Linked DNA regions of Homo sapiens: region 1 is linked to region 2. A link is a contact called in ENCODE Hi-C or POLR2A ChIA-PET data. All regions are on one chromosome and are shown on one strand. Each heading gives the region's core, a stretch centred on a gene start or an enhancer-like site at or near the end of the contact. The rest is flanking DNA. Distances are from core to core; before and after follow the strand shown. Region 1 overlaps KALRN (kalirin RhoGEF kinase). Region 2 overlaps MYLK (myosin light chain kinase).

What was found. A loop is a pair of places that touch in the nucleus more often than their neighbours do. ChIA-PET counts read pairs that join two places held with the same protein, here RNA polymerase II (POLR2A). Pooled maps may share reads with other maps.
Region 1: a map of mammary epithelial cell shows a loop between it and region 2 (4-fold over the local background). The contact joins two enhancer-like sites. A Hi-C loop is called at or near these places in 1 of 168 maps with a recorded cell type or tissue (mammary epithelial cell), 2 of 37 single-sample maps with no recorded cell type and 6 of 50 pooled maps. POLR2A ChIA-PET finds 5 or more read pairs at or near these places in 1 of 52 experiments (AG04450).

The regions. Positions count from the first base shown.
Region 1 is chr3:124,067,321-124,073,109 of GRCh38, forward strand. All of the region lies in intron 1 of KALRN (kalirin RhoGEF kinase), which reads left to right. Among named protein-coding and RNA genes, the nearest start is that of KALRN, 37 kb to the left of the region's middle. Within about 2 kb of position 2,596, at least 4 of the 41 ENCODE cell types and tissues checked have a DNase peak (open chromatin) inside an H3K27ac peak, as active enhancers do.
Region 2 is chr3:123,738,307-123,743,434 of GRCh38, forward strand. MYLK (myosin light chain kinase) reads right to left here. Exons shown (of 34, transcript NM_053025.4): 6 at 1,647-1,695; 7 at 591-756. Among named protein-coding and RNA genes, the nearest start is that of MYLK-AS2, 51 kb to the left of the region's middle. Within about 2 kb of position 1,650, at least 3 of the 41 ENCODE cell types and tissues checked have a DNase peak (open chromatin) inside an H3K27ac peak, as active enhancers do.

The DNA of each region.
Region 1 (5,789 bases), core at 1,346-3,845, 330 kb after region 2:
CACCCACCCCTGTTGTGATGGGGAATTACTCTGATGCAATGGTGGCCTTTAAGTATGCTCTACACATAGTTGGTACCCAAACCAGAGGTCATGGAACTGGAAGCTCACAGCCAAATTAGGATGCTCAGATCACATGGTTTATTAAATCAATTTAAAGCACACAGCAAAAAACAAAAAACCACCAAAACCACCCCCAACAAACAAAAAAAAACCACAAGAGAAAAGATATGGGATAGGTCTGTGCACTTAGGATAGGGTAGAAATGGGGAGAAGGATCACATCCCTGACTTCTAGGTGACATATCAGAGTTTATGTCCTGTGTATCTCTTTGCCATGTCAGCCTTTCTCACTGATGATGTGTTTATGGAAACCAGAATTGAGAAGCGAGCAGGAGGGCACAGCAGGTAGGAGGTGCCTGTTCACAACACACACTCACTTTTTCAGAGAGGCTCTGGGGCAGCTATGCTGGCCAGGGGAGCCACTCACCAGTTATCCTGATGAACTGCTCTGGGTTCTGGGTGCATGGCTTGGGCAGAGGACTGGTGAGGCCTGACTAGGATGTGAAGACACAGTTTGAGAGACTCCTGACGTAGTCTTGTAACCACCCAGCTGCCTCCTGATGTACTGCACATGTTTCCTGAGGCCCTACGCCATAGCTCAGCTGGTTGGCAGTGGCCTTAAGGAGGTCAAACCATGGGTCTGATTCCTATGGGGCCCAGCTAGACTTACACAGAGGAACAAATGGCTTCTACTCCATAGGCAGTGCCTCCTTTAACCCTGAGTGGCTAGTCTGAAAATCTCATCATTGAGGGGGCAGGATGACAAAGTTTGGATAACTTAACCAAATCCCAGTTCTAGGATCTAGATCCCAATTCTAGAAGTTGGGGCTAGGGATATGGTCTTCTTTCTGGGAGGAAAGCACCCACCTCCATCTGTGGAACTCAGTATACTTGTCTGGGCCCTTGTCAGCCTCTACTTGGTGTAACCTGCCTTTCCACGGGTAGCATCCTCTGTGACATCCTGTGAGGTTACAGCATGTGAGCATCCAGACCACTTTGTGAAATTAGAACTAAAACCAAAAAGGCTGGTTGGCCCAGTGACACCAATGACAGTCCCACATCCATCTACATTTCAAGTTCCTGGGAGGATTCTTTTTTGCTGAGTGTGCTATAGAGTGAGATTTAATCTTTAGAGTTCATCTAGCAGCACCTCTGTTTCCACCTGACATACTCAATATCTGTGCTTAGGCCAGAGACACAAATAAGAGGCAGCTAGTACAAAACCCTCTTCCCCATCTGCCTTCATCATAGATGAACATCAAGGCCTCTGCCCTGCCATGTCTGGAGATGATAGAGAAGCCTGGTAGATTTTAAATATTTATTGATTTACACCCTTTCCCCAGCAGTTGAATAATGATTATTGACAGAAGCACTGGGGACATATCAGTTTTACAAAAAGAAAAAAAAAATATCATGGAGCTTGGAGGAGTTGTGGAGGGGTAAAGAAGAGCCCGCACTGAGTGATGGTCTCAGGAAGGAACAATGTGACATTTTCCACTGGATGCATGAGGTAGTAATGTGATTTGTGATATGAAAAGAGCCTCCAGGCCCTGGCAGTGCCTGCATTGAGACTGAAGACTGAGGATGTAAAGTGGGTGTCTGACCTCCTGCTTTGGTCTGTCTGGATGTTGAAGCATGAATAACAGCAAGGACAATAATCATTAGTAACCATACCTAGTATTTATTGAATACCCTCCACACGTTTGGTATAAAATTGAGCATTTTCACAAATATCTCATTAATCTTTAAAATGACCTTTTTGGGCCCTATTTTTAAGATAAACAGACTCAAAGAGGCTAGGAACTTGCCTAAAGTCACACAGCTGTTAAGTGGCAGAGCTAAGACTTGAACCAATTAGTCTATTTGTCTATTTCTGTAGTCCACATTCTTTCTATTGGATCACCCTGGAGGGAAAGGAACTCATGGAAACCTAGGAGGAGGAGGAGGAGGAGGAGGAGGAGGAGGAGGAGGAGGAGGAGGAGGAGGAGGAGGAAATACTGAGGGAACCTGGTTAAGATGTCTGAGAGACTGGGGATCTCCCAGAGCTGAGTCGACACGTGTCCCTCTATGTCGTGCACAGCCCAGGGTCAGTGCTAGAGAGAATCACATGAAATCTGCTGCTCCCTTTCACTTTAGCAGGGAACAGGGCATGCTTAAGAAAGGCAGGCAGGTTGGATTTTTAGGTGTATAGCACAAAAGTAGAAAATCAAACAATGTAAACTGTAGTAAAGTAAGAGAGTCCTTCATTGTGCAATGGGGAACCATTGAGTGTTTTTGAGTGAGGGAATTATATGGTAGGACTGCTTTGCTTTAGCAAAATTAATTTTTTAGCAGTGTTTAGAGTGGATTTCAGAGTGGACTAGGGTAAGTGCTCTAAAGGAGTAGATACCACATGCAGCTGAAGCTCAGAGGAAAGGGAGGTGAGCTTTGCCTGGGGGAGTTAGGGAATGGTTTGTAGAACATTTGACCTAGGCCTGGAAGGATGAATTTGGTGAGTCAGTGAGTGGGGCGGCCAAGATATTTCTGGAGGAGAGACTACTGGAGAGCCTTTCTTATCAGGCTGCTGTGCGAATGGGCTTGACTAGCAGGCATGTATTTAGATATCATCTTGCTTTGAAAGGGATTTACAACAGCTTAAAAAAATGTACCACAACAAGATAAAATGAAGAAAAATAAGGAGGTGATGAAATAGAGGCAGAGGAAAAATTAAGGTAGGAAAAATGAGACGAAGATAGGATTACAGTTAGTACAGTTAGCTGGATTTGATCCCTATATTCTGGGGACTTGCTCTCTAACGCTTATGGACAGAGACAACTGTTAAAGATAGCATGTGTGGAGTGAAGGCAGAGACTGTGAAGTGGTGATGGCTGAAAAACTTGCAGTCTTGAAAGTCTCTGCTCTGAGTACCAAGCTCAATGATCCGTGGTGAGAGGTCCAGGAAGCGTCCACATACATACTTACCAGGTCCTTGCAGAACCTGCTGGCATTCTGTCTTTACCGAGAACATACCATACTGAATCTAGTTCCCAAGACTTTGTTCCTGCTGGAACCTTTGCTTGAATGTTCTTTGCATCCTAGCCATGGTCTTTATGAGTCTGTAGCATGTCCCACTACCTGTGGGGAAGAGATCTTCTATGACATCACCCTGTTTCCATCTCTGATCTCCCTGAACACATTCCATGACTTGTCATCACAAACCCACTTTCATTATTACTGTTTCACATGTTAGGTGTTTGCTACCCAGCTAGACAGACCGTTAAGCTCCTGGAGGAAAGCTGGGAACTTGTTTCCTAAGTCTCAGTGCCTATCCCAGTGTTGTTTATAAAATAGCGGCTATGTAAATGTAAGCTTGGCCTTCCCTTCCTCTGGCATTTGCCTTGTGTGTCAATTTCAGTGGATCCTCAGCCCAGTCAGGAGGTCTTGGTTTTAGGATGCCTCTGGCATTGTTGTGGGCCTGTCCCTTCTCCTTTCTGGGTCTCAGTTTTGCCACCTATAAAAAGAGAGGATTTCACTGAATGACTGTTAAAGTCCCTTTCACATATATAATATTTGTATGATTGAAATTGCCTTAATTAGGGATAGTTTCTGCCTTGTCTTGCTCCCTTCCACTGTCTTTTTTTTTTGTGTGTGTGCTGATGTCTGTCATTGAAAGGTTTCTATTCATGTTTAAACCTCATGTTTAAAACTTAGCATTTCTATGTGGAAGGTGATCAGGAAGGGGAGGGAGGCAGCCTTGTGCCTGATTAGATGACATGGGGGGCATGGTGTACATGCCTGTGTAGGTGTGCTGGGATGCTTGGTGATTTGAACCCAGTCAGATGTTACCTGGTGGGTGACTTCTGTAATGGTGTCATCCCATCCCTTGCAGGTATAAGTTTGCTGGAAATTCATTGACTGAGCACTTTCCAAATGCAATCTCTATTTCTCCCAACAACTCTGAAAGGAAGTAGTTACTCCCGTTTATAGCGCGAAAACATACCCAGAGAGGTTAAGTGATTTGCCAGAAATGTTCAAAACGAAGATCTCACCTAAGGCTGTCTGGCTCCAAAGCTTGGGTTCTTTTCATCAACATTGCCTTGCAACTCAACCCAAAAGAGGAGAGCAGAAGACATCTTAGTCTATCTGTGCTTCTATAACAAAATACCTGGTACTTGGTAATTTATAAAGAACAGAAATATATTGCTCATAGTTCTGGAGGCTGAGAAGTCCAAGATCAAGGAGGTGGCAGGTTTGTTGTAAGGATTCAGTCTCTGCTTCCAAGATGGCACCTTGAATACTGTGTCCTCTTTTGTGAGGGCCTAATCTCAGTCATGATGAGGGGAGAAGCCCTCATAATTTAGTCACTTCTTGAAGACCCCACCTCTTAATACCATCACATTGGCCATTAAGTTTCAACATCTAAATTTTGGAGGGGATACATCTGAACCATAGCTCTCTTCATCGACATTGCCTTGCCCCTCAATTAAACCCAGAGAAAGAGAGCAGAATATGTCCATGTCACAACTATATAGGAAGGTGAGAATTTCCCAAATGGCAAAGTGTCTTCTCTGTTAGAATTTCCCTTAGGCACATCAGTTCTTGAGTCACAGAGATTCCTAAAAGACCTCTTGAAGGTCTCTTCTAGGCTAGGGAGTCTGAGACTTGAGGAATAAGTTGTATTTCTATGCAAGTTTTCAAGTTTTTTCTTCTAAGGACTAAAGCTGGATGTTCTTCCATGGGCTGTTGACACCAGGGAAGAAAAAGAGGATATTGGGCCAGATAAATGTAGTGGGAGAGGAGCTATTCCTTTTTAAGTAGTGGATATCAATTTTCTAAATACAATCCAGGAACATATTACACTTCCTTCTGCAAGTCCTTGTAAAGGCAGCAGCTCAGTGCATTCTTATTCCTGGACTTGTTCTGTTCCGATCTGCTCCCTGTATCTGCTCTCTGTGTCTCTGTTCCTCTGTCTGTCTCCCTCTTTCCAACCAACACCTGAAAGTGGTCTCTTCCTGTTAATAAAGCAGATATCTGCAGTTTTACCTGATAAGTCAATCAATGCCATTGATGAGGTGGTTGCTGCAAATTAACTCCTGTTTTACTTGTGAAATAACCTTGAAATAAAAGAGAAGATGGGGATCCTGGCCCAGGGTAATTTAGCCCATAGAGGTTTCCTGGAGGTAACAGTGAAGCCCATCCTCCCACACCCCCAGGAACCTGGAAATAATAGAAATGAAGCTGCCTCTGAGGGTTAAATTGGGTCCATCCGTGTATCCCACATGGATGTGATCTACCATCTGTAGCTACGGACCAGGAGGTGTTTTGCAAATACGTGAAGCAAAAGACTCCATCAGTGTGACCTGGAAATAATCTCAGGGATATTGGCTGAAATGCGATTGTAATTTAGTAATATAAAACCTAATTAATTGCTCTGAGTTCAATTTAGAGAAAGATTGTGTAGAAGTTGCTGGCCAGCCAGGGCACTTCTGAAAGGCAAGTTGAAGCAGAAGCTGGTGGTGCCCATTCAGACTCTGGCTGCCCACCAGGGCCCTTTGGTTCTCCAACAGGACCAGCACTGTTCTTGCTAGTCCATCCCATCATGGCCTGCTGATGTTGAACCATGGCTTGTTCTGCAGACTTCCCAAGCCTTGATTACATGTTCATCATGCAACGTTCCGATGACGGCTTGGCATCCCCAGTGCATCAGCCTACACTGATTATAGTGAACTGAGCACTCCAGGGTCCTGTGGC
Region 2 (5,128 bases), core at 400-2,899:
TATTTTGTGAGTGTGAGAATTGTCAGAACACTGTGGTCTGAGTAACAGAGGGAGAGTTGTAATAGGGACAGGAACATGCATCCCTAACAAACATACAGAGAACCCCTGAGAACCGCCTGAAACAGGAGGAACAGAATGGAAAGACTCCTACTAGTTGAAGGGTCTAACCCTGAATTTTCAGGGTCCCTAGGGCTATGATATGGTTTGGCTGTGTCCCCACCCAAATCTCATCTTGAAATGTAGCTCCCATAATTCCCACGTGTTGTGGGAGGGACCCAGTGGGAGGTAACTGAATCATAGGGTGGGTTTTCTCATGCTATTCTCATGACAGTGAATAAGTCTCATGTGATCTGATGGTTTTATAAAGAGGAGTTCCCCTGCACATGCTCTCTTGCCTGCCGCCATATAAGGCATGACTTGGCTCCTCATTCACCTTCTGTCATGATTGTGAGGCCTCCCCAGCCATGTGGAACGGTGAGTCCATTAAACCTCTTTCCTTCATAAATTACCCAGTCTCGGGTATGTCTATTAGCAGCATGAGAACAGACTAATACAGGCTGGATCAGGGTCAGGGCAGACAGAAACCTCACCTTGAGCCAGGTGACCTGCGGTTGGGGCCGGCCAGTGATCTTGCAGGAGAATCGTCCCATCTGTCCTTCTTTGACCACAACTCGGCCCAGCTTGGTAGCAAACTTTGGTGGGCACTCCCCCCAGATGCTAGGACGGGTCTCCACTGCTGGAGCTGAAAATCTATCCCTGTAAGGAAATTGGCAGAGAATCCAGTCCCAGACAAGGCAGCAATTCAACCATCCTCTCTCCACCTCACTCAAAGGCACTAAGTTAAGGTCAGAAGCCATCAAAGTGTAGCCTTCCCAATTTTATGCCTCAGAAACTTTCTCATGCTCTCTCTAGAAAAATGTGTGGCACCAAAACCTATTTCCTCTACCTCTTGGGCATGCAGCTAGACTTCATTTACTAGCCTTCCTTGCAGTTAGGCATGCCTGAATTCCACTGAGCCCTGGCTGAAAGCCTGGGTTTTAGCCAGGAGACCATGAGCAGAAGAGCTGTATGCCACTTCCAGGGCCGACTCATAAGAACCTCCTGTGAGGCTCTGCAGTCTCTCGTCCACTCTGCTGGTGAGATGCAGAAGGCCCAGTGGGGGCTCAAGGGCCTAGGAGATGAAACTATAAAATGGAAGAAGCCTGGGCTCCTGGAAGATAATGTGGAAGGCTCTCCCCATGTTCCAGGATATCTGAACTGAACTTTCCCTGAGTAAGAAACAAACTTTCCCTGGGTTGAGCCACTGTGATTTGAGGCTTGTCTGTTACAGCAGCTACTGTTACCCGCCTCTTCTAGGCTTGCTTATTTCAATCTTCTGACTATTGCCTTGATTGTTAGAGTCCACTGCAGACTCTGGCCACCTCTCCCACTTCCTTACATTTAGCAGCTGGGCCAGTCAAAGGAGCCAATCACAGAGGCAGCCAGGTCAGGAGGTGCTGTGTAAATGACACATCTCATTGTACTAGGCTCCCGCCCTTTGGTTATTATAACCTAGGAGAGCCAAGACTTACTCCCCAGACCTATCCTGCTCAAGTCAGCAGGAAAGCAATCCAACCCTTACTCTGTCTTGAACATCCAGGACTTACCCTAAGGTTTTGGAAACAACAGGCTGACCAAGCTGCTTCGCAAAACTTCCTGCAAGAAAAAGAGTTGATGAGTCAGGTCTGAGCCACCAACTTGGAGCAATGAAAGTAAAAAGATTCAACAGCAGGGGTGGGTGGGATAGTGATGGTGATCATTAATCTTGACTGAGCATGGGCTGTGTCACTATGGATACTATGGTAGGTGTTTACATACATTATCATGTGAATTTCTTGCAATAATTTTATGAAGCTGATACTACATTATCCTATTTTTTAAACAGATGAGAGAAATAAGATTCAGAGAAGTTAAGTCATCCATACAAGGTCACAAAGTCAGTAACAGTGCAGAAATTCACCCAGGTCTGCCAGATTCTAAAACTCTCAACCACCCTGCTGAGTTGTTAGGGTAGTACGCTCTACCTTCCATTTTGGGGATTATTTGGGGGTGATTCAGGACCTCTCCAGAACATTTTCTCAGTTAAAGGGAGGGAGGGAAAGGCCCATGCCTATCTCTTACCACACCTACTCTTGACTGACACAATCAACACTCCATTCTTCCACTTAAGGCCTGGCAAGTAGCAGCAAGCTGAAAGAGAGCAGGACAGGTCACTGCAGATGAGCTACAGCGGAGCCAGCAGCTCCTGCAGAATCTGCAGTGCTGCCACACTGAACACTGCCAGTCCTGGGCAAGGTGCTGCTATGCTGGACACTGCCAGTCCTGGGCAAGGCGCTGCTATGCTGGACACTGCCAGTCCTGGGCAAGGCGCTGCTATGCTAGACACTGCCAGTCCTGGGCAAGGCGCTGCTATGCTGGGCACTGCCAGTCGGTCCTAGGTGAGATGATGAGGCCATAGTAGGCGCTATCCTACTGGGCGCTGCTGATCCTGGGTGAGCTGTTGCCGTGCTAGGCAGGAGGCCATTAAATAGCAAAGCCAGCAAGGCAGCTGGGGTTAGCTCCTTTCATCCAGCTCCTGCAGCTGGGAGGGACAATTCACAATGTCACCATGAAATAACTCTAAAGTAGTGGGAGTTTTATTTTGAGGGGTGGGGTGGGAGGAAGAGGTCTTTTTTGAGATGATGATCACCCTGAAAGTTGTTCTTCTTTTGCCGCAAGCTGGGGATGTTTATAAAACCCTATCCCAGGGAGGGTAGAGTCATCCTCTGATATCAGCAGACAGTTGCTGTGGGGAATTTGCAGGGAGTTTACTGCAAAAGAGTAAACTTCCTTAACTTTGACTCTGATCACATTTATATGACTGTGTAAGAACATAGGTGTGGAGGAGAAAAATCATGGCTATTTTCATCAGCCACACCCGGTTTAAGATTCCACCAGAACTTTAGTGAAAAGGGATTAATAACAAACACTGGCATCACATTTAAGCTGTGGCTCCATATAATTGGTGATTACGATACAGGCATTTCTGTTTAACATTACTTAGTGAGCTGTGTCTAGTTTTCATTCCTGAAAGTGTTTTGGTTTTTGTCATTCCATTCTCTATTCAAAAGTAAAAGAACTTCTAAATTGATAAAAGGAGAGACTTGTTTTGAAAGGACCCAACTGACAGTCAAGATGCTGGGCCCTCAGATGCTGCTGGAGGCAGAGCCAACTGTCCAGTCCTCCTGGAAATACTTGAGTGAGGAAAAATCATAAGCTTTAAAGATGCTCTGCTCTTGGGACAGCACCTCCGTTTCTGTGACTCCATTCAAAGGAAACGACGCTAAAGTTAGAAGAGAAAGTTTACACAGCTATTCACTTTTATCTTATTTGTAATAGTGAAAGTTAGAAGCAACATAAATGTCACTCAGTAGGAAGAAAATAAGTAGTCAGGTAAAATGTACAATTAGACATCTTATTCTGCCATTAAATTATGTTTAAGAATATCTGAAACGTGCAGGTACATGTTAGGATATTATCTCATTCGTTCCTCAGCACACTCCAAATGGGCTATGATCCTCTCCGCTCCACTGGGCTCCATCCCAGCCACAATCTTGTCAAACCCAATGGTTGACACTCTGTCTCCATCTCACTCAGATGCTCAGTAGTATCTGACACAAGGTCCCACTCCCCTTCAAAGCACTTTCTCTTCTAGACTTTCCTGCTTTTACCAGGTTATTCATCTTCTCTCAACCTCCTTCTCTGCTCAACCTTTGCATGCTGGGGCACCCTAGGGCTGAGTCCTGGGCCTCTCCCCAGCTCCATCTAATTTCTCCCAGGAGGTCTTAGTCCCATAGCTTTAAATATCATCTATATGCTAAAGACCCAACCCATATCCCCACTAGAACTTCTTATTCACTCATCAGATGTATCCGGAACAAATCCCAGCACATTGTAGGTATTTAAATATTTGTTAAATACATTTTGTGCAGCATACAAAATTACCTATTTAATGTGATCATAATTAGGTAAAACTAAAATACCCAAAGACAGGAAAATGACAAGAAAAGGTATCATGTTATTAATACTGATTATTTTGGGGGTTGTGGTACTCTGAGTAATTTTATTCAGCTGTATTTTCTAAAACCTATAAATACAATGGTAAAGAAGAAATAAAACATGAAAAACATAATCTAGTTGCAAAAAAAGGGGCAGGGAGGAAGAAAGTAAAATCTGGCATCCAAATAGAGGATGGATAGGGCCTTCTAAACACGCTCCATACAACAGCATTATCCAGTCTCTAACATTTCATCACAAAATATCCGTGTACCATCCATTGTACTACCCACACTACTGTATCACTCATTTCATCTGGGAATAAAGATTTTATAAAAATTAGACTGATTAACTGATGAATGGATAAAGAAAATGTGGTGCATCCATACAATGAAGTATTATTCAGCTGTAAAAGGAATGAAGTACTAACACGTGGTACAACATGGATGGACATTGAAAAAGTGCATTAAGTGAAGGAGCTCAGACCCAAAAGGCCATGTATGATAGGATTCCGTTCATATGAAATGTCCAGGAGAGGCAAATCCATAGAGAAAGATGGTGGTTAGTAGTTGCCAGGAGCTGGGGGAGGAGGGGATGGGGAATTAATGCTCAATAGGTATGGGGTTTCCATTTGGGGTAATAAACAAGTCCTGGAATGAGATAGCAGTGATGGCTGCACAACACTGTGAATGTACTTAATGACAATTGTACACTTTAAAATGGTTAAAATGGTAAATTTTATGTTAGGTATGTATATTTTACCACAATAAAAAAAATTAGACTGAGCATTTTAAAAAGTCTTGGGAGCTAAATATCTTAATCCAAAAGGCTTAAATTCCTTTCTTCCTTAAAAAATAAATAAAAGCAAAAACATGGCACTTTCCCAAAGAATAGCAAAAGAATGCTGGGGAGAGATACTTCTATGTCAGGGTAAGAGGGTATGATGAAAACATATCACATAAAGCAGTCAGCTAAAAATGGAATTGATGGATGCTTATTTTAATATGAGTTAACAGAGAGTTCACATCAAGACAAAAAGAATTTAGGCTAAAAT